Regions from separate parts of the Mus musculus genome. Here regions 1 and 3 are each linked to region 2. A link is a loop called in an ENCODE intact Hi-C map of the cell type or tissue named here. Cell type or tissue: left cerebral cortex. All regions are shown on one strand.

What was found. Peaks named below come from ENCODE experiments on the same cell type or tissue, not always from the same donor. Only the 100,000 strongest peaks of a DNase experiment are listed, where the experiment ranks them.
Region 1: a loop joins it to region 2, with 2.7 times the contacts of the local background. A loop is called at or near these places in 3 of 42 quality-filtered maps.
Region 3: a loop joins it to region 2, with 2.8 times the contacts of the local background. A loop is called at or near these places in 4 of 42 quality-filtered maps.

Annotation. Positions count from the first base shown.
Region 1 is chr12:26,176,102-26,184,101 of GRCm38, reverse strand. The region is part of intron 2 of Gm29687 (predicted gene, 29687); the gene reads left to right. Among named protein-coding and RNA genes, the nearest start is that of Gm29687, 30 kb to the left of the region's middle. In left cerebral cortex, no CTCF peak of the experiment used is centred here; DNase peaks (open chromatin) are centred at 3,019, 7,266 and 7,809; H3K27ac peaks cover 564 bases.
Region 2 is chr12:26,082,998-26,090,997 of GRCm38, reverse strand. No RefSeq gene overlaps it. Among named protein-coding and RNA genes, the nearest start is that of Gm29835, 110 kb to the right of the region's middle. In left cerebral cortex, no CTCF peak of the experiment used is centred here; DNase peaks (open chromatin) are centred at 2,382, 3,870, 4,128, 4,727 and 1 more place; H3K27ac peaks cover 3,647 bases.
Region 3 is chr12:26,008,443-26,016,442 of GRCm38, reverse strand. No RefSeq gene overlaps it. Among named protein-coding and RNA genes, the nearest start is that of Gm29835, 33 kb to the right of the region's middle. In left cerebral cortex, no CTCF peak of the experiment used is centred here; a DNase peak (open chromatin) is centred at 3,309; H3K27ac peaks cover 493 bases.

The DNA.
Region 1 (8,000 bases), 93 kb before region 2:
ACTATTCTCTAACAATTTCAGAACTTAGAAGTCAGAAATCAAAGTTCCAAGGGGCTCCAGTCCCTCTGAGGGCTTTAATGAATTTTTGTATTTATTCTCATGCCTGCCTAGTTTCACACACACTGGTTTCCTCTCTCTGTATAGGGGTGTTATTGTAAGCCCCCATTTAACCTGGCCTCATTTCAATCAGTTGTATCTGCAAAGACTCAACACACAAATAAGATCACATCCTGGGGTTCCATGTAGATATAAATACAGGACAATATTCTTCAAACCAAAAGCTGAGAAATGGCATGGTGTGCTTCTATATTTTTTAAGGCTAGCATTTCTATTTTGTACATCTATAGTGGCTTCATCATTCCACTGACATTACCAAAATGTTGAATTTTGTACTTGTTTTTATTAGAACTTCTAACAAATTAATGACAACTGCTTTAATATCTCTGAGTGATAATCCCAATGGTCTACATCTTATCTAAGTCGAATTTTGTTGATGGTGTTGACTCTTGGCTATATGTTATACTTCCTGGCTTTATTTAGTCCTCATACCTTTGGTTATAACCAGGTATCTTATGTGAAAGCCTGACATATACAAATTCTACACCTGAAAACAGACATACTTATATTACTGCTGATTTGAGATTTGGCCTGAGTATTTGTTAATGTTGGAAAGTATTCAGACAAATTATGGAATGATATTTATTTATTTACTTATTGTGTGTGTGTTTTTTCTGTGTGTTGTGCGAGGGCACACAAATGCTATAGTGTTAATGTGGAGGTCAGAAGACAACATACAAGAGTTGGTTCTAACCTTACACTTTTCATGTTGATTATAGGGACCCAAACTTTGGACCTTGAGCTTGGAAGCAAATATCTTTACTTACCCAACTGTTTGTCTATCTTTTGGAGTGAGTGATAATTTGTTTCTGAGCAAAGATCAGTTACCTGATGGAACATTATTTCTGGATGTGTCTGAGCAGACATATACAAATCTCCATTTACCACTTCCAGACCAATACCCAAGTCTTTCTTGATGAACCAATGAGTTTAATTGGGGTGACTTACAGAAGCGCATGTAAGGATTTACTTTTAGGAACATATCAAATTATGTATGGCTACACAATGAAATATAAGCTCCCTCCAACTGATTATACATCTCCCTGAGGGGTGAGCTCTCATATCCTATATATTCATATATTCACCTCATGAGGCATTTTGGTCTACCTCATGAGCTACTCCTGTACTTCTTCAGTCTGTAAGTCCTTCATGAGTCTCTCCTGAGTCACCTTGTGTAAACACTTGCCACTCCACAAGAGCGTATCATTAGGCTCAGTCTTTTAAGGGTATCATAACCCTTATTTCAAAATTACACAAGTCAGGTTGTTCCTAGGGGATAGAATCCCACCATAGTCAATCATCTAAGCTGTAGATCTTACATGTTGAATCTGGAAAGTCAGGAAAAGGATGAATTTGCTCTCTGTGTTTGTTGGAGCTGGGACATCTATCCTCACCTGGATTTGGCTTTCCATCCTCTGCCCTCCAGACTTGGACTGGACACCATTGGCTTTCACGGTTCTGCAGCTTACAGATGGCAGCTTGTGTACTTTCTCCATAATCTCATGTGCCAATTTTCACAACTACACTATCTATCTATCTATCCACCCATCAATCATCTACCCCATTACCCTCATCTCTCTGGAGAGCTCTAATTAGAAAACCCTACTTGATACAGTATGAAGAAAGAAAATACTGAAATGTGAAGTAGGTCTGAAATGATGGAATCATAGAAAAGAAATTGCAAACTGCTTTTAGCCTAATACAATTTCTCTGGTATGTTCAATAAATACCATACAGAACAAATATCCCAGTGATGTGGGCCTTATATGGTGATCAACAGAGGCATGTCTTGATCAAATTGCTTTCTAGTTAAAGGGCTGACACCCATTTTCTGCTGGACTTGCCTCCTGGAGAAGAGGTTTCTTTCCTGCCTACTGTGTTCCCTATCATATGGATGTTTTCTCTCCTTCCTTCACATTAATGCTGTAAGTATTGTTCACCACACACACACATACACACTGCCAATTAAGCCAAGCTAATCACAGAGATAATTGCCATGTGACTGGAAAGATGAGGAATGAAACCATCACTTCAGCCTACGTGTTTATTTCTATTAAAATTTAAGTTTTCTCTTACCTGTTGCAAATTAAAAGCTAAGTAAGTGTAGAACATGATGGGCACTTGATGGTACCCAAATGAAGGAAGGGAGGAACCGAAAGAATTAATGCTTTTGTAAACTGATTTTCACTTTGATGTGCTATATAAGGATACACTATGACACATTGTTTTGCCTATTATTTCTGTATTAGTAGCGTCAGCTAAGAAAACAAAGTAAACCAAATAGAACTGTTTATGTTCCAGCTGGAAGCAGGGGAGCTAAGGATAAGCATTCTAAAAGCGTTCTAAAATCCAAAGTTCTTTAAATAATTTCTTTGTTGGTTCTTGCCAGCTTGTTAGGTGATGAGTGGCCTTGCAACAGCCACCCAGGTGGCCCTGTAAGCAGGCTGTTTATGGGGACCTTACAGAGAATTCTTCTGTGGAAGGAAAAATGAAATCTCTCTGCTTCCCTCTTGTTTTTATTGTTTTTTGTTTTTGTTTTCATCTTCTACCTCTTTTCTTTATTCAACATACATTTTGTATATCCAAAGACAACAATGTTTTAGGCCTGGGATGAGAAGATGGAAAGTCAAGGTCTTCACTCGCCCCCACCCCAGAAGCTTCCACAGAAGGAGCAAGAAAACCCAAAATATGTATCTCAGTTTTTTTTTTTTTCATCTTGGCATTTTTATGGGCAGAGCAGAGATTGTTCTGCCATGGTGCTGGCGATGCCTTCCCTTCTGGCTCTCGCAGCCTTTGTTTTTGGCTCCCAAGAGATACCCCCCTCCCCCCATCTCTGTGTGTGTGTAGTTTAAAGTGCAGTGAACCGCACACTGAAGTTCTTTCTCTCTGCAGATTTTGTAGATGTGACATCTCAGCCCACACAGCCCACCTGCTCCAGTCTCTCTTTCTTCTTTAACAACTGGTGTTTGGAACAGCGGTGCTGACTCTGGAGGAGTTAGCAAAGCGTGAGGCAGCCAGAGAAGCCCAGAGTACTCAGTCTGTGCAGATCAATTTGGAGCCAGCTGGCCAGGTGTTGAGATCAAGACCGCATGTCCATCAGAAAGAAGGTCACAAGTCCTGGCATGGCCACTGCTAGCGTATCATTCTTAATAAGTACAGAAAATTCTGGAAATGTAGTTGTTTTAAGAACAGTGTAAGGAAGTGGAAGCCTTCCTGGGATGCAGGTGTGTGGTTAATACTTTGTGGTTTGTGTGTGGTTAAAACTTTGGTTTTTTTTTTTATGGCTTTCAGCAGCAATTTTGGTTGTTTCTTTTTTCATGTATATATATATATATGTATAATGTGTGTATGTGTGTATGTGTTTATGCATATATATGCATATTCACATGTATATATGCATGCACATATTTGAGAATACATATGTCCATGTTATGCATATGGGGAAGCCCAAGGTTGAGAATCTTCACTGCTGAGTCTTCCACCTTATTCTTTTGAGTCAACATCTCTGGCAAACCCTGACCTCTCTCCTATGACTGGTTTATACTAGCCAACTTGTTCCAAGGATTGCCTGTCACTACCTTCTAAGGCTGGACTTACAAGGAGACCACCACACCCAGCCAAGATCTCTATAGATGCTGGACACCTGGACCCAGGTTCCTTATTCAGGTCTTCTTGTTTTTGCAGCAAGTGCTATGAGCACTGATCTAGAATTCTGGCCACCCCATTTTTAAAAGAGGTAACATGTCCCCTGGTGTCTGTCTGCATAGTCAATCTGAAGGGCCTTGCTTAGCTCTGGGTCCCTAGTAGTGATCTCTGTGCTTGACAGAAATGAATACAAATGAATGATGATGGCAATTGGTGGGAACCCTCCTCTTTAAGAGCCATGTTGTAGTGTTCAGAAGTCTTGACAATACCTTCCTGTCGTATGTAGCTATCTCCATCACTGGGAGTGAGATGTTCTTAACTAACATTGGGATTTCCTCCTTGCTCTTCATGAATTACTGATCACTGCCTTTTATTCTCAGGACTCCTGTAGCACCTTCATAGATGCCTTTCCTGTGATCTTTAGAGGGATTTATGCTCTTGTACTTTTGTAGTCTGGGACTAAGTCTACATGCCCTAGGCTATCAAAATTCAGCATGGCTTTGTCACTTTCAAGAGGTCAGTGAAGTGTAAGCTAAAGCAATCCTTACCACTCTAGGGGGTGGGTCTTTATGATCTAGAGTATAATCACATTCTAATTTTCCTCCATCTAAGAAGCCAGCAAGATTTTAGACAGTAACCAAGCAGGGAACAAAGATCCTAGAGGAAATTTGACAGTGATGATCAGCCCGGGGTGCAAGGTAGACACATCAATGGCTCCTGTTTATGCCCATCTTGACTAATGCAGGTACTAAATCCTGATGAATCTACTACCCACGAAGGCAGTGCTATCTGCTTTTCTGTGACAGTATCCAGTACTAGTCAAAATGAGATGGCTTTGCTACATGTATTGATGCTATCCAATAGCCCCGTGGTTATGGTTTGGTTGCTGTGGAAAGCATGATCAAACATTCTACAGTCAGCATTCTCTGTTCTCTTGGTTATCTCAGCAGTAGATTTTACAGTGTGTAAATGTGCAGAGTGGGCACTAGTAAAGCACAATCAAGACACAGCTCCACATGTACTACAAGTGATGCTCCGTTGTGACTCACCTGTGCCCATTCTGTTATAGGCTGCCCACAGCTAATCTTATGCTATTTATACTATCACGTATCTGTGCAAAGACAGAAGACTTACTTCCTACTTCTTTACAAAACACATTTGTTGAAATAATATTTTGAGTCCTTCCACTATGTTGATTGCTTGATCAAACTTTTAAAATGTGTAATGAAGTTCAAGGTTGTCTCCTGAACAGTAGAGTCTTTATGTGTCTATCCAAGCACACTGCACCAAGGTCCAGTTTCATGTACAGGGATTACTGTTTCCTTGTCTTATGATTGCATCTCAGTACTTTCCATAGCCTCCTATCTAACAGGGACTGAGATCCACTAACCTGTAATATGTGGAGCTATAATGAATGGATCTCTTTTAGTCTTAACCCTCTGGGACTGTAAGCTACAATGAACTTAAGCTATAAGTTGCTTCTGGTCATGCCATGATGTTTTACTGTAACAACAGAAAAGTAACTGCATCAAGGAGGAAATATTTAGTTTGGTTCATTGTCTTAGAGGGTTCAGTATGGTTGTGTGATGGACTTGTGTGCTTAGGTAGAGCATCATAACAACAAAAGAGTGTGGCAAAGGCTCTTCACCTCATAGTATACAGTGTTTTAGTTTTTCTTCTGATTTTGTGACAAATGCCTTAAAAGAAAGCAACTTAGGGAAAATAAAGTGTTTGACTTATTTGTGACAGTTTAATGTGGGAAACACAAGACAAGAATTTAAAGTGTTATATCCAGTTAAGAGCAAAGAAAAAACATGTGCATAGCCATTGTTTTCTTGATTGCTGTTCATGTTCAACTAGGTTTCTTGTTTTCCTACAGTTCATAGTCCAGCTCTCGAAATGGAAATATTCAGAGTTCTTTGCACTTTCAGTAAGAACCAATACAATCAACCTCAGATATGCCCATGAGCCAATGTGATCTAGGTAATTCCTCACTGAGGTTTGCTACCCAGGTGACTCTAGACTGTGTCAGGTTGACAGACAAAATTAACCAGTGCTACCTGGAAGTAGAGGAAAAAAAGAGAGAGAGATAGGCAAAGGCAAGGGAAAGAATACTTTTCAGTGATGCCTCTGGGTGATCTACTTTTATCAGCTAGGTTCCATCTAAAGTTTCTGGAACCTTCCTAAAGTGCTAATAGGCAGAACTGAAGTATTCGCCACAGAAGCCCATGGGCCACATTACCTGTTGGGACTGTGGTACTGTCTTGTCTAAGGACCTGAAGTGGTGGGGCATCTTCAGATGCCCCAGTGATCAGATACTCCATTGAGGCTGTTTCTTTGTCTGCATCCTCCTGGGGGCTCATGAGCATTGACTGTTTATAATGGGGTAGGGAAACCTCTTTCACCAAATATTCCAGGCTCTGCTCCTCAGACATAGCATCACCTTGTGTTGGAAGGGAATGGAACCCCTAAATAGTCTGTTTTGTCAACTAGATAAAACCTGAGTGAGAACATCGGAAGTGGCTTTTCAGGGCAGCAAGTTGATGCTGGCTTCAAACTTGAATTTGTATTGTTATTATCTAAAGGATGTTCAAACGAACACTTCACAAGGAATCCTGAACCTGTGTGTTGTGATTTACTTGTGCCATGATGGTGAATGCACTCTGAGGGGCTTAAAAGCACCCCCCCTCCCATTGAGTCTCTCATGTAGACAGAGCTGAGAACCATGGAGCCACCTAATACTTTGCCAAGAAATTATACACAGGTGTTCTGCCCTAAGGCTTATAATGAGTAATTACTTTTCTTGTTTGTATTTTTTGTTGCTGTTTGACAGTTTCATACATTTATATAACAAACTTTTAGTCATTTCACACCCCCATTTTCTTCCATCCCCCCCTGAAGCCTTCATCTCAACAAGTCTCCTCTTCCTTCCATGCCTTGTTTTGTGTGTAGCTCACTAAGTATAGGAATTACTTGTGTGAGCATGGGTGGGAGTTTATTTAGTACTCATAGGCATTATAGGAGAGTGTACCATTATTCTACTACACAGTCATGATATCCAATTAATTTCTAAGTATAGATATTAGAGTTTATGGATTAATTTTATCTAAATATTCATATGTATTAATATTAATGAGCTGCTTCTTACTGTAGGGAGGTGGTGGGTAGTACAGTAACCTTAACTGGCCAAAATGCTAGTGGACTGCTCAGTCTGAAATGGAAGAACTACATCAGCCACTCACAGACTCAGGGAACACAGGGGAAGAGGGAGTAGAGAGAATGTAAGAGTTGAAGGTGAGGGGCAAGTTGTAATTAATTTTTGAAGTGGAGGGACCTGGATTTTACCTGCAACAATGTCAGGAAAGCAAAAGGCAAGATCACGTGGCAACACCTCAGTGACTCTCAATACTTTTCCTGTTTTTTCTGCAGTGTTCTCATTCCTCCCACTGTTCACCATAACTTTTTCTCAGGCAAATGTGGGCAATGACTTCTTTCGACAGCCTCTTAGAGACATCACAGTGTGTTTTCCTCCTAGGGTAGAATTTTTTTTTAAAACTTTTTCCTAAGTAATATATAAAAAAATAAAAGGTGTATATCTTGTCACTAAACAGAACAGTTTTCAGAGGTCTAAGGTCTGTGTGTAACACTTTCACTTCCACACATGACACCATGTCTTTGGCGTCTTGACACTATAAACAGGATCTAACCTGACTATTAGCAGTCACCCACAGGCACGCGTCTCTCTCTGTCAGCCCTACAAGCTGTTAGGCATTAACACTCGACGAAAATATGCCTTGAAAATGTCACGGCCTTTATCACTGCAGCTGCTCTTAAACTTTCCTAGTTGAAACTAAGTATGTTAGACAACAGGGTAGGGACAGAGCCATAAGAGCCAATGACTGGTGAAGATTGCCGAGCCTGGGGTGAGGCAGCAGAGAGACTCCACCCTTCACGTGTGCCCCGAGGAATGAGAGCTGTGAGGAGTGCTGTTGAATTGTATCAGCCTCCAGGGCTCTTCCTGGGATCTGTGGGAGAGCATCCTGGCAGTGTGGCACCCTTCCAAGGATTTTCTGTTGTATCGTCACTGTCTCTGTTGGTTAAAAATACTTGTTGTCTGCCGGGCTACACACTAAGGTGTTTCTGAATCATCAAGTGTAGGAATTATTTGTTTTCTTTTGAAAGGAGTAAGTAAACCCTTTCTGCATGAAATTTGACACTGAGCATCCACATTTAGTTAT
Region 2 (8,000 bases):
CTTTCTCACTGAGATTTCTGGGGATGTGTTTGTATACAGTTGGTAGTTCATAAAAGCCCCAAGGATGCCCACTTAATTTGTTCCTCACAAAACCCTGTGTACAAAGGCCTTTAAGTGCTCGGTGTATTTCCACCATAGTACTACAAAGATACTTCCAGGTTCATTCCTACTGAGGCAGTTCCATAGCCAATTAATTTTCAAAACATGTTGGGAAAGACTACTATAGCCTGTCACAGGTTCACGGTACTTTGTAGCTTATAAGATGGCACCAAAATCCTGACCATATTTAATCTGAACAATAGCTCTTAAAATCTTCAGGGAAACAACGAGATCAGTGTTTTATTAATACAGAAGTGTGTGTGGAGAATCTAGTGCCTCTCCCTGAGGAGAATATCATTTTTCCTTGCTAGGTAATGTGTAAGATGATTATTGACAGTTGCTAACCAAATTTTAAGCTGCCCATACTCTCTGCCAAGGGAAACTCTGAAGGATTCAGAATTTGAGAGAGCTTTGTGAGTTCAGAAGCTCCTCTGTAGTTCCTTTCCAGATGATCTAAATATCTGAGACAATAAGGCAGGTGCTACCACCCCACGTGCCAGTAGAGGCTCTAAAGGACAGCACCATGTAGCTCATCTGACCAGAGGCCAGCCATCCTGTCATTCTGACCCTCCAGAATCAAGCATGTCTTCTGTGTCCTTTGCAAAGCTCTGAATTGGGGAAGAATGCCTGCTCACTTGTAGGTAGCTTTGTGAGTGCCCCTGTTCACAGGTCCTAGGGCTCTAAATGTGTCATGGTGGTTTGGTCCATGTCTCTGGTACTTGTCTGAATGAGGTAGTGAAGCAGCCTTAAGGCTCTTTCTTTCAGAGGATCAGTTTAACCAGGCTTGCCATGGGCCTTCTGTTTTTAGAAGATTCCTGGACAGAAGGTCCAGACCAGTTCAGATGCACTGGTTTTGTGATCACTTGTTTAACATTGGCCCAGAAAATTAACATGTGAAGTTGTTGATTTCCTAAAATACTGTTTTGTTCAGCTAATATAGTGTCAGGCCCTTAATCCTTGGCCATTGGTTTATGTATTTGTGAAGCAGGCTTCTTGATAGCTACCTGATCTTCTATACCATTTCTAAGTCACAGCATGCTTGGACTCAGTTATGCACTGGCATGATGGCCCTTCCTGGAACTGGCCTCAAGGTGACCACTTACTTGAACATATGTGTGTGCTGTCATGTTCCTGTGAACTCTTTATCAGAAGAAACTCAATTGCTCATCCAGGGACAAGGATGGCTTGTGTGCATGAGATGTGAGTCGGTGCCTCCCCTGCCCTGAAGATGTTTGTTGTGCATCCATAGAGAATTAGAACTCTGGAGACAGGTGCCTTGGTTGGGTGCTTGTTATATCATCTATACTCTGGGTTGTTTCTGCTTGTCTCAGTTTACTCTTTCTGTGGAAAAGTTACGGCAAGTAGCAGCATTCACAGAGCTTGTTCGTGCAAGCTGCTTTGAATAGTGTTTGGTACCTGACTTGTGCTGAGCAATTTTTTAAGCAAACATAAGTGTGCTGGTAAAGGACACCCTGGAAGTCATGTCCCTACCATCTTGCTAATTTACCACCTGCAGACATATCTGCACAATCTTACTGATTTCAGAAAAATCTCCTGGTGGAAATGACTGGTGAACAGCAGTTCTCTTGGCATGCACTTTGGGCATCTGTGCATGACAGGTCATATTCAGGGAAAACTGTTGAGAGGGTAGGAGGGGTAAGTTGGGGAAGGGGCAGGTCCTGTTTGCCACGGTGGATGGGCAAGCAGGATACTTCCTTACTGCTCAGTTACAGACTCTCTTTTGTCATTTCTGTTCTCCAACTTGAAGTCCAAGGGGAAGTGATTCCTCTAAACTCAAAGTTGGCTGAAGAGGATGCTGATGTACTCAAAGGCTGCATCTCTGCAAATAGCTGTCTGTTCTATTCTTGAAAACTGACATATGTCCACATTCTAGATGAGGTGCTTGAGGATCAGATTAGAAGTAACAGAACACAGAATGTGACTCAAGATCAACTGAGCCAGGAGGCAAGAGATGATCAGTCCCCACGCACAGTGGCCACATGGGACTCAGATGTCAAAGTAACCTCTCTCCACGTGAACACACAACTCATACAGGTGAGTATACAACTCCTCCTTCCACTTCAGGCCAGCATCTCCCTGTATGAAGATGCTACTGAACTCCCAGAAAGTCATGACTTTGGACAAGCCCACAGAGTTTTGGGATGATGGCTCCTGTACTACCCATTCTTGATGAAACAAGTGCTTATGTTGATTGGAAAAGTGATGACTTTATTTCATTTTATTTTTAGAAAAAAAAATCACTGAGCACTGGATGTCGGGGACAGCTGGAGTGTGTGGGACGTGGGACGCTATTTTTTTCCTGGCTGCTTTAGGAACAGAGCAGATGGGTGTCTACTTGATGACATCAGGGGCCATGGGTGGTCTACTCCAGCTGTTGACCATGTGACCAGGTTTACTATGGGCAAGACAGAATGTTTCCTGTCTGTTCCAGGTTTCCCTTGGCCTCCAGCTTCTATGAGTCCCATTGCTGTGTGGCTGAATTCATACCTGCCTCCTTCTTTCTGAAGTAGTCAGCCATGACTTCCTCTAGGGAAGACAATTACCACATACCTTTTGCAGGATGTGCAAAGGAACGCTGAAGAACTCCAGGAAAGTGAACAGTTGATGGGCTTTCCACATAATAAGAGAAGAGCTTCCTGTTTGGAAAGATGGCAGGTCTGGGTCAAGGGAGGTCTGAGGGGAGCTCATCCCCCAAAGTGAGCCTTAAAACGCTGCTCTAAGATCCTCGAGAGGTCTTAGATCTTCCTGGGATCACTGAATGCTCCTCTGGGGTGAAACTGGATATGTGGTACAACATACCACACTCGTCTCAACACTACACCACTGGCAAAGAGCTCCAAACCTTATGTATTACAGGCAAGCGCTTATCCTTGGCTACCCACCACTACTTCAGTCTCACCTCTTCTCTAGGTAGCCACACTCCAGGCGCAGACTTCAAGATTCATGGCTGATGAAATAGGAAAGATGTCAGTGTGGAAGTGATCATCAGTGTAGGGCTGAGCAAGGTGTTTCCCATCCTGGCTGATGCAAGCACCATGCAAGGATGACACAATCTGTCTGTCTGCTCAGTGACACTTCGCCCTCTTGTAGTCCTCACAGGGTAGCTTGATTGAACAGGTAACTAGGATTGGGTGGGAGGAAGGACTGTGACGTTTTGTATGCATGCTGTTAGTTTACTGAGACTAAGAATGGCCTAAACTTGGGCATGTTAGGATTCTCTATGGGATCTTTATTAAATAATACGCCTGGGTTCCCCAAACACCTTACCTCCTTGTGAAAGTAAGAGTACCCTGAAGCACCCTTCTTCTGTGTGCTCTAGAAAGTCTCTCCAACAAGCCACTTTGGCTAGTCTCCTGCCTCTGATGCGATAGCTCTGTATATCACTTTCCTTCCTTGGTGCTTTATTGCCTGAGCTTTTCATCAGTCCTATTAAGTCCTTACCCTTCTGTGACTTTGCCTTTGAGGAACTTACAGATCTAGGGTGGAACTTGCCTGGCAACAAGAAGAACTGGGGTTGGAACTCGCGCTTCCAAACTGAGGGCTGAGGCTTCCATGTGGCTTGTAGTTTGGAGCCAGCAAGTTCCAGTTCTACCTCCCTCGAGAGCCATGTGATGCTTTAGGGTACCTCTTCCTGTCTCTTGTCATGTAAGGCTTCCTGCGAGTCCCTGTGGGAAGGTGACTCAAAGCCAGTTTTGAGTTCTGTAGAAACTTCTTCAACACCAAGCAGGTAATTCAGGGGTGGGTGCAGACTTGATTTTGCAAGTGCATCTGCTCTGTTTATTTTTGCCTCTCTGCAGCATTATCGGCTTCTGCTCCATATGGGTGATCCATATTGTGCCTCAGTGAAATGATACCACATTATGCTTTTATGCCTTTATCATCAAACACTACTCGTGAAAAAAATCACCAGGTTTGCCTAGGTTCATCTGTTCAATTTATTTTTCCCAAACTTTATTTTGAATAAAACACCTACGGTAAATGTGATTTATGTAAATGAATAAAACAAAACTGTTATAGAAGCTTCCTTGACATCATTCGGTCCCGTTCTGTCGGGGCGCTACTCTGCAAAATCCTCTGGCAGCGTGCATTCCATAGAATTATATTATTTCTGAAATCACAGAGCCAAAGAGATAAAACTATAATATACTTTCAGATGCTTTAATTTAATTTTTTCGCCTCTCTCCCCAAGCTTCCCATATGGAAGAACTCCAATATTTTAAAAGGAGCTTTTACTTATGAGAATCTTCCAGCACCATTCCAAGTGCCTGTAGCTATTCCCCTCTCTCTCCTACTCTCCGCATTTCTCTAGCTTTCTCACACCTCACTCCCTGGTTTTATTTAAAGAATGGCAATCCATCTTTGCTCCCCCCCACCCAAACCCTTTTCCTTTATTGTTATATTTTCTTGCTTTCTACCCCCTGGGACCTGGATGGAAGAATTTCCATTTTTGGAGCTTGTGCTAGGGGCTAACTGCTGTGCCCAGGATTTATGCACATTATCTTATTCTACATGAGAGGCAGCTCTGGGATGCCTTCTTATCTCCCGTGGTCAGATGAGAGGAGAAACCTTGGGAGGCCAAAGGGTCTGGCTAGCTCAAAGAAACACCATTGCATTAACTGTGGTACACTGGGTTTGGTTAGTCATGATAATGTGAGATGGTTGGTCTTACAATAAATGCGTTTGTACCTGGTCTCTGGAACAGTGTGCTTCTGACACCCCAGGTGATGCACTGTCTCTTTAGCAAGTAGGGGCACATCACACAGTAGATATACTGAGTACTATCTCACCAAAGAAGCTACCACAGAAGTTTTATCAGCTTGGGCTAGCTTTTTCATCTGTACAGTAAGAACACTGTGTCCCAGAAAGAGGTTGTGACTTACTCAAAGCAAGACATCCTGCAATATAAAGTGTGGTATCGTGAGGTAACTGAACATGGTGGCCAGCAGCCATTTTTTCCTTGACATAACAACCAACAGGAGCTTCCCAAAGTCAATAGAGAAATAAAGCAGACACAAATGAGTTTCTAAATATTTACATTGGAATATATGGAAATAAAGATTTTTGCAAACTCGATATTCCTAAAATATATCGTTTGACGGCTCTAAATGCAAACATTTAAAAATAAAAGTGAATCATACTTCATTAATTTATCATAAAATACTGTCAGCTTGATTTGGATGACTGACTCCTTCTCCTGGTTGGTGGGCCATCTCTCTAGCATCAAGAAGTGTACATAGATGGCTACAGAAATTTCTCGAAGAGTTTTTCAAGTCTTCTCATAATTTTCAAGCCTGGGGTCAGAATCTGAACCCTTCAGCCTGTGATTCTCTTTGTGGGTTACTTGTCAGGAGAAATGTAGTAAGAAGACTAGCGCAGAGACTGGAATTCTTTACAGTGTTAACTAACGGCCTGGTTCTCTGTGTTCGAGGCTCTAGCACCAGAATGGTGAGTAGAATACCATCCTTACTGCCAATTAGCAGGGAGCTGTAAACTATCAGGATGCGCTGGAGGAAGGGAACTGAAGTTGAACTGGTATTTTTCATGATGTGACATCATGTGACATTGCCTCAGTCTCCTTAGTCTCAGTACGTGCGTCTTCCACTGAACATGACTGCATAGGTATTGGTGGCTATCTAGAAGAGACCATGACCATATTTTAGGACTGACTTCAGTTGCTCACAATCCATTTCAGTCTTGGTCCTGGAGGACTGTTTTTTTAATTATGGAAACAAAGTCTTGTAATGTTCTGGTTTCCTGCTCTTTTTTATGTTCCTTTGTTCCTAGGAGAAAAAAGTGTACTCCCACTGATACCAACTATACAAGAAAGTCGATATGAGGAAAGCTGCATCTGAGTCTTTCCTTAAAGCATCCTTGAGGCTATAGATATCCTGTTCTTAGCATATCATAAGTCAAGGCAGCAGGGCATTCATCTCCCCATGTGCATCCTCAGAGGAGCTGACATCTACATTATATCACTTGCATTGTGGTTTTGATACCTTCCCTTTCTGTGGAGATCATGGGGACAAATATCATCAAAGGGAGATCTTCTCTACTATAATTCAGAGGAAAAGGGTTGCCATACACAAGTCATACTCATAAAAAATACAGATTTTACTGTGTTGTTCTCTATTTAGGGGGCAGCCTACTCCAATCTCTCTTCAGAGTGTTTATTTTGGTCTGCTAAGTAAATATCTGCATGTGTCTCTTGAGAGATATCCTGCTCACAAAACCCCCAGGAAGAACACAACATAGTCACTACTTTATGAAATATAGTAATATAATGGAATACTGTACTAATTGCCATCCTATATGAGGTGATAATTTTGACTTCCTCCAAGGTTAATATTTAGCAACAATAGTGTAAGGTACATGACAGAATTAGTACTGCCTGGACAGGGTAGTGGGACTTTAAAGATTATCGAAGGTTTACATGAATTCAGATGTAGTTTAGGAAATGGAGGCCTAGAAGAGACAGAGAGAGACAGAAATCCCAGTCTAGAGCAACAGTTCTACAAGAATGCTGCTGCTGTGGCAGGCAGAGACTTCTCTACATGGACACCTCTGACAGTCTAAGAGGTGAGGTGTCATCACTGCAGGTCCATGAAGCAGAAGGTTGAAAGGAAGGGCTTACTTAGCTCAGAATTTAACCTTAAAACCTCCCCGTTCTCCACCCTTCTTTTCCCAATCCCTCTCTTAATGTGTGCCCATTTTGTCAATTCAATATAGACAATCCTTCATTAAGATTCTCTTCCAAGGCGATTCTAGGTTGTGTTGATAACTAAAGCTAACAACAACCTGCCTTTCATGATTTTTTTTCCAGAGAGCTAGGCAGAGGCATTCTGGAGCTCTAACCGTAGCAGGTTAGGCAGCCCGAATTGCTGGTGAGCAAGCTTTCCTGATACTAACTGCAGCAAGTATCTGAACACATCTGAACACAGGATTCTGATTGGCCCTTCACTTCTGTTAGTAAAGATGACTTTGCCTAGACTCCGATGTGGGAAAAAGGCTTGTCTTCTTCCAGTCGTATGTAAGGCAGTAAGGGAGAATATCAACTTCCATCAGATAGCTTCAAGCCCATTAGAGGTAGCTAGAATGCAATATAAAATAAAAAGAAAGGAAGGCTCTGGAAAAGTCCCTAAATCTCTAACCACATTTCTTTTAATACTTGAATATGATTGTGTACAGCACGCCATCCCCCCCCACTTTGATAATTATCTACATTAATGAAATGCAGAATGTTAATAAACTTCTGAGCATGGTATGCACTGTAGCTTTGAAAGTACACTGCTTTCTTCAGCTGCTCTTATATTCCTAAACTTATGTTACTCCTTGTGATGGTTTGTATAGGGTTGGCTCAGGGAATGGCACTATTAAGAAATTGTTGGAGCAGCTCTGACCTTGTTGGACTAGGTGTGTCACTGTGGATGTGGGCTTTAATACTCTCCTCCTAGTTGCCTGAGAGCCTGTGTTCTCCTAGATGCCTTCAGAACAAGAGGTGGAACTCTCAGCTCCCCCAGCCCCATGCCTGGACACTGCGATGCTCCCACCTTGATGATAATGGACTGAACCTTTGAACCTGTAGGCTAGCCCCAATTAAACGTTGTCCTTATAAGAGTAGACTGGGTCATGGTATCTGCTCACAGCAGTAAAACCCTAACTAAGACACTCCTCTATGCTAATGAAGCTCAAAAGGTCTAAGGATTCCAAATGAGCAAGAGTTCTAAGAGCTCAGGAGTCCATTCTCATTTCCATATTCCTTGCCTGAGTACTCTGGTTCAATTTCACAAGTGCAGCCCTATCAATATCTGTATTCTATCCTTGAAATCAGTTTTGCTATCAAATGTAAGGTCTTGCTTGTTGTCTTGTGTCCATAAACCATA
Region 3 (8,000 bases), 75 kb after region 2:
GTCTCTCCATTTCTTTCAGCCCTTACCGCCTACCTTTCCTAGAGTCAATAGGCTATCATCACACCAAATGTATTAGCACGCCCCAGGTCTTCAGAGTCTATTTGTGCTCTTGGCTGAGTTCTTAGACTGCATCTTACTAAGTAATATGATCTAGTGAAATGATCCAATAAGAGTTAGTGTGCAACAGTAAAGACACAGACAGATAGACACACACACACACACACACACACACACACACACACAAATGATAGCTCAGCATAGAGAAATCAGGGGCATCCAAGCACTGACTGAGTAACTTCACATGATATATCTTAGAACTCAGCTCCCTTCTTTGCTCATGATTTCTTTTTATTTTCCTTGTGCCTATTTAATATCTATCTATCTATCTATCTATCTATCTATCTATCTATCTATCTATCTATCTATCTATCTATCTATCAAGAATTCTGGTTCTCCAGCCAATCACCCTTTTTTCTTGACTGCTCTGGACATATATCTTTGGCAGATTCTCAGGATTTTGTGAGCTTCTCTCTTTATTAGATCTGTTTTTATCAGTTACCTATTGTCCTATTTGTAGATCTTGAAATCATTTTAACCCATTTCAGTGAACCATGTCATTCAATGACTTCCTTGCAAAGAATAGGAGGTGCTGGTGTTACAGTTGGTTCTTAAATGTACCTCAAGAGCTCATGAGCTAAAGGCTTGGTTCGTGGCTGATGGAGCTGTTACAGGGTATGTAGGGTGTAAATGGAGGCTGCCAGGCATGGGTGCATGCCTATGAAGGGGTTATGAATTCCTCAGCTCCTTCTTTTCTGCAACTGTTCATTACAAGGTGAAAAGCTGAATGTCTTGGTGTCAGGGTCTACAATCACAGGTAGCCCAGGATGCTCAATGTCCTCTGTCTGTGGGTGGCAGCACCAAGCTCTCTCTTGACTGCTTCTGTTGGGGTTGCAGGCTCCCTGTCCTCCCTCTCATATGACGTACTTTTTGATGTATGTTTTTCAGTCCATAGTGAATCTTTAGACTTCTTTTTGTATCCATTCAACAGTTCCCTCGTCTAATGGAAACCCCGTAGAACATTAATGCTGCACCTTTACAGAGGTCTGATGCCATCACAGAGATGCAGAAAGTTATAAGTTATAGACCCTTCCTGCAGATGAAGACAGGTCAGAGAGGACACACGGCTCTCACAAGTCACTCAACACTATTCGTTACATATAAGTACAAACCAGTGGATGACAGCATTTAAAGAAGTTTGCAGAATAACCATATTCCCCAGGATTTCAAGCTTTGGGGTTTTTGTTTGTTTGTTTGTTTTGTTTTGTTTTTTTGAGACAGGGTCTCTCTGTGTAGCCCTGGATGTCCTAGAACTCACTCAGTAGACCAGGCTGGCCTCGAACTCAGAAATCTGCCTGCCTCTGCCTCCCAAGTGTTAAAGACGTGCGCCATCACCTCCCGGCTTGGATTTTAGTTTTAAAATATAACAATATTAAAGATCTTTCCAATCCAGAATTACACTTATAGTCAATACCACAAGTGATACAACTGGCTTTACTTGGGTTTCCTAATATGGCTTTAAATCAGTTTAGGAAATCCTCCATTTTCTCTAATTTACAGAGTGATGGAATACTAGGGGAGAGAAAGACCATGGAAGTAGTAGTTATGAAAGACATAAGCACCAAATGGTGCCTAGCTGTATCTCTAGACACAAAAGCCTAAAAGTCACTGAGGACCTGCTTTTGTCAATAGCAGAACCAGGTCACTTCTTATGATCAAATCACTTCTTCTCTATCTGTATTAAAGATAAAGCTAAATAAATAACAAAGGCACATATGTCCTCTGCTTAGAAAACATTTATTTAATGAAATGTTTTGAAAAGCAGTAACCTCCACCAGCAGTAGACTGTACAAGGGGCCATTTGACACTTCTACTTTCATCATAGCCTGAGTAATGCCCACTTCAGTGTCCATTCCAAAAGGCCAGCATCTTATTTGCATTTTCTCAGGACTATGGAGCTAACAGACAAAGCACAGGTGGGTGACAAGTATGTCACAGACAGAAGTAAAGATTTCAAACCTGGGAGGAAACAAAAGTTGCCTATTTTTAAAGCATAAATTCCACCTGCTCAAAATCCTGTCATGTCCAGGATTTAATTAATGGTCCCTCTGAAGGTGTTAATGAGGTATTCAGAATTGTGGGTTAGCCTTGATTGGCTTCCTAATAACATTTAGCACTTATTTCAAGAGAATTTTGGAATATGCTTATTTTCTCAGTTTTTGAAAAAGTATCTGTTTATTAAAGGAGACAATCTTCTGATATGAAACAATACCAGAATGGTGCTTTCAAATACTTTTCCCTAAAATGAATAACACCGTTCTGCAGTAAGGGTGTCTGAGTTTATTAGCACATGGATTTACTTAGCAGGAGTAATAAAATGCCACAGTCCAAAGCATACAAACAACTGGGATATGCTGCCCCACCACCATTCTGGTGGGAATGGTTTCTCCCAGTACCTCTAAGGCTACTGTTCCAGGCCTCCCTCATTGCAGAATAGAAGGTTGCTGGTTTCCATCCAGTAGACGAGCTCCACCCAGCTCTGCTTTTATTTCCTGAGTGTTCTCCTGTGACCCTTTGTATGTCTCTTTTTGTAAAGATACCAGCCAGACTGTGTGAAGCAAGAGGCCTGCATTTGTGTGACCTTGTCTTATGTCATTGTGTCTTTACTATCCTGTTCTTAAATAAGATAGTGGTCTGATGTTCTGAGGGAAGGGCTTCAGAGTAGGAATGTGGATAGGATGAGATGCGGTTCAAGCCATCATTTACACTGGAGATCAAGCAATCTCCCAAGTCTGGGTCCTTTACCTTTTCCCGTTCTCTAAGTAGAATTTCCTTTCCAAATTCATCCAATTTTTTTTCCTGCTCATTGCAGTATAGGAAACCAAAGACCTCTCTGAAGTGCATGTTCTTCTCTTTTCTTTCAAGGACTTCCCGGAGAGCCACAGACTGACATAGTCACCTCCTTTCCTATCCACTTGTTTTATCAGTGCATTGAGCTACTCAGCACTGCTTTCCAATCATTTAGATGTAAAGGTCGATTGCCAGTTGCCAGGGGCAAATACTGTTTACTAAATTTGCTGGATCTTACAATGTGTTCAGTAGTTGTGAGATTTATAGTTATAGGTCCCAGAAAAAAAAATGCTGTCCTGTAGGCATGCAGCAGGCACTCAGCATTGGATGAAGGGTGTTGGGCAGCAGAAGAGGGGGAAGGGATTGCAAAGGATGCACACACAGTTTCTGAGGCTGGTGCTAAAGAAGTTGCTGGACATATGTTCTTTGAAACATTCTGCATCTCATTTGCGAAGGAGGCAGTTGCAGATGAACAGAGATATATTTAGCGGGAAGAACCAACTCCTGCACAAGAAGAATTTCCTTGCAGCAAGTAGATCCTAAGGTAATTCGGAGACCCATTATTTCCTACCTTTCGCCTTACTGAGGACATTAGGCTGCTGACTCTGTAATCTTTCTATTTCTTGGCCAGGCTCTCCTGAGGCAACTATGCAAGACTGCTCACATGTCTTGTGCAATTAAGTTCTTGACAGTATTATCACAGACTTATGTCACTGTGATGCCAGCCAATTCCAGAGGTCCTGCACCCTCCCTGTTCCCATGGTCGTCCTCTGTTCCTACAAATTAGTGCATTCATGATACTTTACCCTTTAAGTACTGATTAATTGATGGGACATTCTCATCTATTACTCAAAACTTTAGAAGAATTTTATGAGACAGTGAGCTTGCAGGAAGATGACCCTTGAGAGGATGGGGCTGTGTAAGGGCATGGACTGTGTCCTGCTCATGTCATTACCCTCAGCATCAAAACCACAGTTGACATGTAGTGGTTTTATAACAGAAAACAATGGTGAAGAAATTAATAGATGGAAGGATGCTTGCATGCAAGGATGGATGAAGGAATAAAGCCATGGCTCAATCTTTTTAAAGAAATGTATTTCCTAGATTCAAAGGTTTTCTAATGAAGGACACACATACTTGATGTTTATATAATTAAATTGGAGACAAATGTTTATCATTTGAGCCTCTATAAAATCCAAGAATAAGTTGCTTTGGTCTTTAAAAATGTCTTTAAAGCTTGTATAATGGGAGACCTTCGAGAACTACACAAGTGATAGGGAACTGCTACCAAGAATATTTAAGAAACCTGAATTTTTTTAAGTACCAAGAAATCAAACACCACCAATAAATGAATTAGTAAAATGCACGTTGCTCAAAAGGTGAATATGAAACCATATTTCAGTATTAATAGTCATCAGAGAAATGCAAAACTACATTGAGAATTTATGTCACCAAAGTAAAAAATGACTGTCACTAGGAAAAAAAAAACAACAACAAAAATTAAAATAATAATTGATGGTAAGGGTGAAGAGGGGATCTTTTTTCACAGCTGGTGGGAATGGATACCACTCCAGCCATCAGGAAATCACTATGGTAGTTCCCCCCCCCAAAAAAACACCCAAAATATAACAAAACAAAACAAAATACCATATAGAATAAATAGGTCTACTAGATGACCTAGCTATAGCAGTCTTGGGCATTTATCTAAAGGTTGCCAGGTCTGATCACAGACAGATTTGAATGTCAACACTTATTTTATCACTATTCATGATAGCTAAGTTATGGAACTAACCTACATTTCCAAACCAGAAGAATGAACCAAGAAAATACAGTTTACATGCACAATGGAATTTTATTCAGTAAAACTGAACTGGCCCTGTCTTAGGGAACCGTGGGTAACTAACATGAAGAGAAAGGAATGAGAAGGAGGACGGCTGAGCCAAAAAGGAGTGTGCCCAATGTACACTGCACACTTGGTTGAAAATATCTTCATGAAACCAGTACTGTGTGCAAGAAATGACCACTGGTAACATGTTAATAGTCTTTAGACTCCTTTTTTTTTTCTTTTTTCGTTAATTTTTTTTTTTTTGGCATCTCATGTAGCTAGAATTTCTACCAAGAAAGAGAAGAGGGATATGAATGGAGACTTGGAGAAGAGAAAGAGATAGCAGGGACATGTAAGAAAGAAATCAACAAAAGACAAAAAGATCAGGAGTGGGGAAGGGAGCCAGAAAGGGAGAGGAAGAAGGAGACTCTGAGACCCTAGGAAAAGAAGATTGTGCTGTTAAAATTTAGAAGGCATTGGCATGGGGATCAGAGCACCAACTCACTGTTAATATGGAAAATTCCCCACTGGCAGAGAGCAGTGTCTCAGTAGATACCAATATAAAGCAGTATGAGTCTTGTGGCTTATGCCACAAGATTTGTGGAGTTGTGAAATTTTGTTCTTCATAGAAAAATATAACCTGCATTCTCCAGAGAATAAGTATTACTTTATCCAACAGCCAAATATTTAAGGTGGAGCTAAGGAAATGTGATTGGTCCTGAGGTAGCAGGTGCTGCAGCTCATTTAAATCAGCCTTAATGATAAAGAATGGACTTTTGGAGTACCCTAGTCCACAGGGAGACTTTACAGGGAGCTCTCTCTGAGTCCCACTGCACGGGGACAGTCCTTTCTCCACTAGGCAGTTCACATATTCTCAGCCCTCCCTGGCTATAGCATAGGGAATGTTCGTTTAACACAAGCATGGTGGAATTCAAAGTAACAAAGCTAACTTTAAGACATATTAATGCTGTAAAAGTACATTCAGGACTTTGATAGCTTATAAGATATACTTATTTTTCTTTTGTATGTGTGTGTATTTTACCTGATCATTATCTTTGTACCATGTGTATATATTGCTCATAGAGGTCAGACAAGGGCCAAGAACTCCTTGGTAATGGAGTTATAGAGTTCTTCACTTTGTGGGTGCCGAGAACCAAACTGAGATCTTCTGGAACAGCCAGTGCCCTTAACTGCGGAGTCATCTCTACAGCACTAAATGAATAAACAAACAAACAAACAAACAAACAAACAAATAAGTATAGAAAGGTGTTGGCAACAGCACGCAGACTGGTGAGATGTTGCATGTAGAAAGCCAACAAGTACACTGTGCTATAGAAGCCTGAATCACTCTAGGGCCTATGAAGGGTTAATTCTATGTCACTCCTATTGTCTTGGCCTTGCCAAGCATCTTCTGAGTTTACAAATGGACTTATTTGGTTTCACTCAAAGACATGCTGAAAGAAAAGAAAGCTATTCAGTATGATGGCAAAGTCTTTCAGCAGTGTATAGATGTGTTGTATGCATATGTGTATATGTGTATATGTATGTATAGTCCACGCTGACACAAACAAATTCCTCATCTCAGTCCCAGGGAAGTGAGACCAAAGTAGCTGAGCACATTAAACCTGAAGGTGCCACTGCTTGTCCTGCTATGTATGAGTCTATACTCCTTTGTCTCTACAAAACAGTAAAAGCCAACTTCGGTTTATGCTCTATAGAGTCGGCTCAACTATGTTGGTACTGGAAAGTTCCCTCATTTTCTGGAATGCAGTTTTGACTCTTGTTTACTTATGCAATCTTGCTTGTCAGGGTCAGGATTGTCCATATTTCCTCTTTTTCTTTGCTCTCTCTGCATGGATTCCCCATGCAGTATCTCCAGTATTACCACCACATAATGATCAGAATCCACTCTTGAGCAACTTCATCATCTGAGAAAGGAAATCTGTAGCCCTCCGATGATTTAGTTCCTCCATCCTTCTCTCAGGAGCGGATGGTATTTTTGTCCCAGATATAACTTTCTCAGAGTTTCTGTCATAATAAGGTTTTTTTTATTACTTTACATAATTATTATTTCTCTTTTGCCTTTCATTCTTGATATGAAGTCCTCACATTGGTGATAAATGTTCTGTCTTGCTGAAATGTATTTTTTGAGGTTTCTTTAATAAAATGATAACCATTATCAGTTTGTAAACTGAAAATCTCATTCAGTTCTTGAGTTGTTAAAAATAACATTCATTTGAAATAGCTCTTCATATTTTCACATTTTGCTTTTTGTGTGTATGATTTCACTACTTAGGCATTTTTTATCTCATCCCATTTTAAAGACACATTCCCTAGTATTTATTCACGGTCAGTAGACAACTCTCAGCCTAAACTGCTGTTCCTAGAAGCTGAATTGTCATTTCCTCATTGTCTTCAGAATGGTGAGAAATCTCCGTGCTTTCATCTTTCACATTTGCTTAGCACATACATCTTACTGAAACTCTTCTTTTTTTTTTTTTTTTTCCAGTTCTTCCTAGTGTGTGCTAGACTTTTCTGCCTTTGGAGGATTACAGACAAGGTTGAGTCTGAAAACATTTTGTCTTTATCAATGGTGACATTGCCTCCCCAACTCTATGATCAGCCTTTCTGTGATGTGGCAGGACAGCCATCCATCAAGTATGCTTTTATCTCCATTTTCTGCTTTTGCCACACTCGGTTAAACTTGACACAATTCCTGCATATCTGCCTTCACACTCGTTAGCTCCCTTTTTGGGCCCAGTCATGAAACTCCTTTCTCCAGCTTGCATTTCACTTACTGGGTTCTGTGGTTTCTGTACAATTAATTTCAGCACAGCTCAGTTATTTCCCTTGAAGTCTTAGCTTGTGAGTTCTGCTAGGTGGGTGTCCATTGTTCTCTCTGACCACGAGACACACAGAAAGGCAACACAGAATTACCTTTAATTCCATTTGATCACCCTGGCTGCTTTGTTATACTAATTTTTAAAAATATTTTTCCAATGGGATTTCACATACCCCAGGCTGTTACTGAGTTTGCTGAGCAGTTAAAAATCTTGAACTCTTGAGCATGCAGTCTCTTTCTCCTGTGTGTCAGGATTAGAGGCAGGTGCCAACATGCTTGCTTTTATGAGCTGCTAAGGCTTGAACTCAGCTCCCATCTTGATATTTTGGAATTAAGATTTCCAGATTGCTGTTTTGTAGAACTCACAAATACTGTGAATTCATGTATCTGGCCAGTATCCACCACGGTATGATGGGATCTCTCACC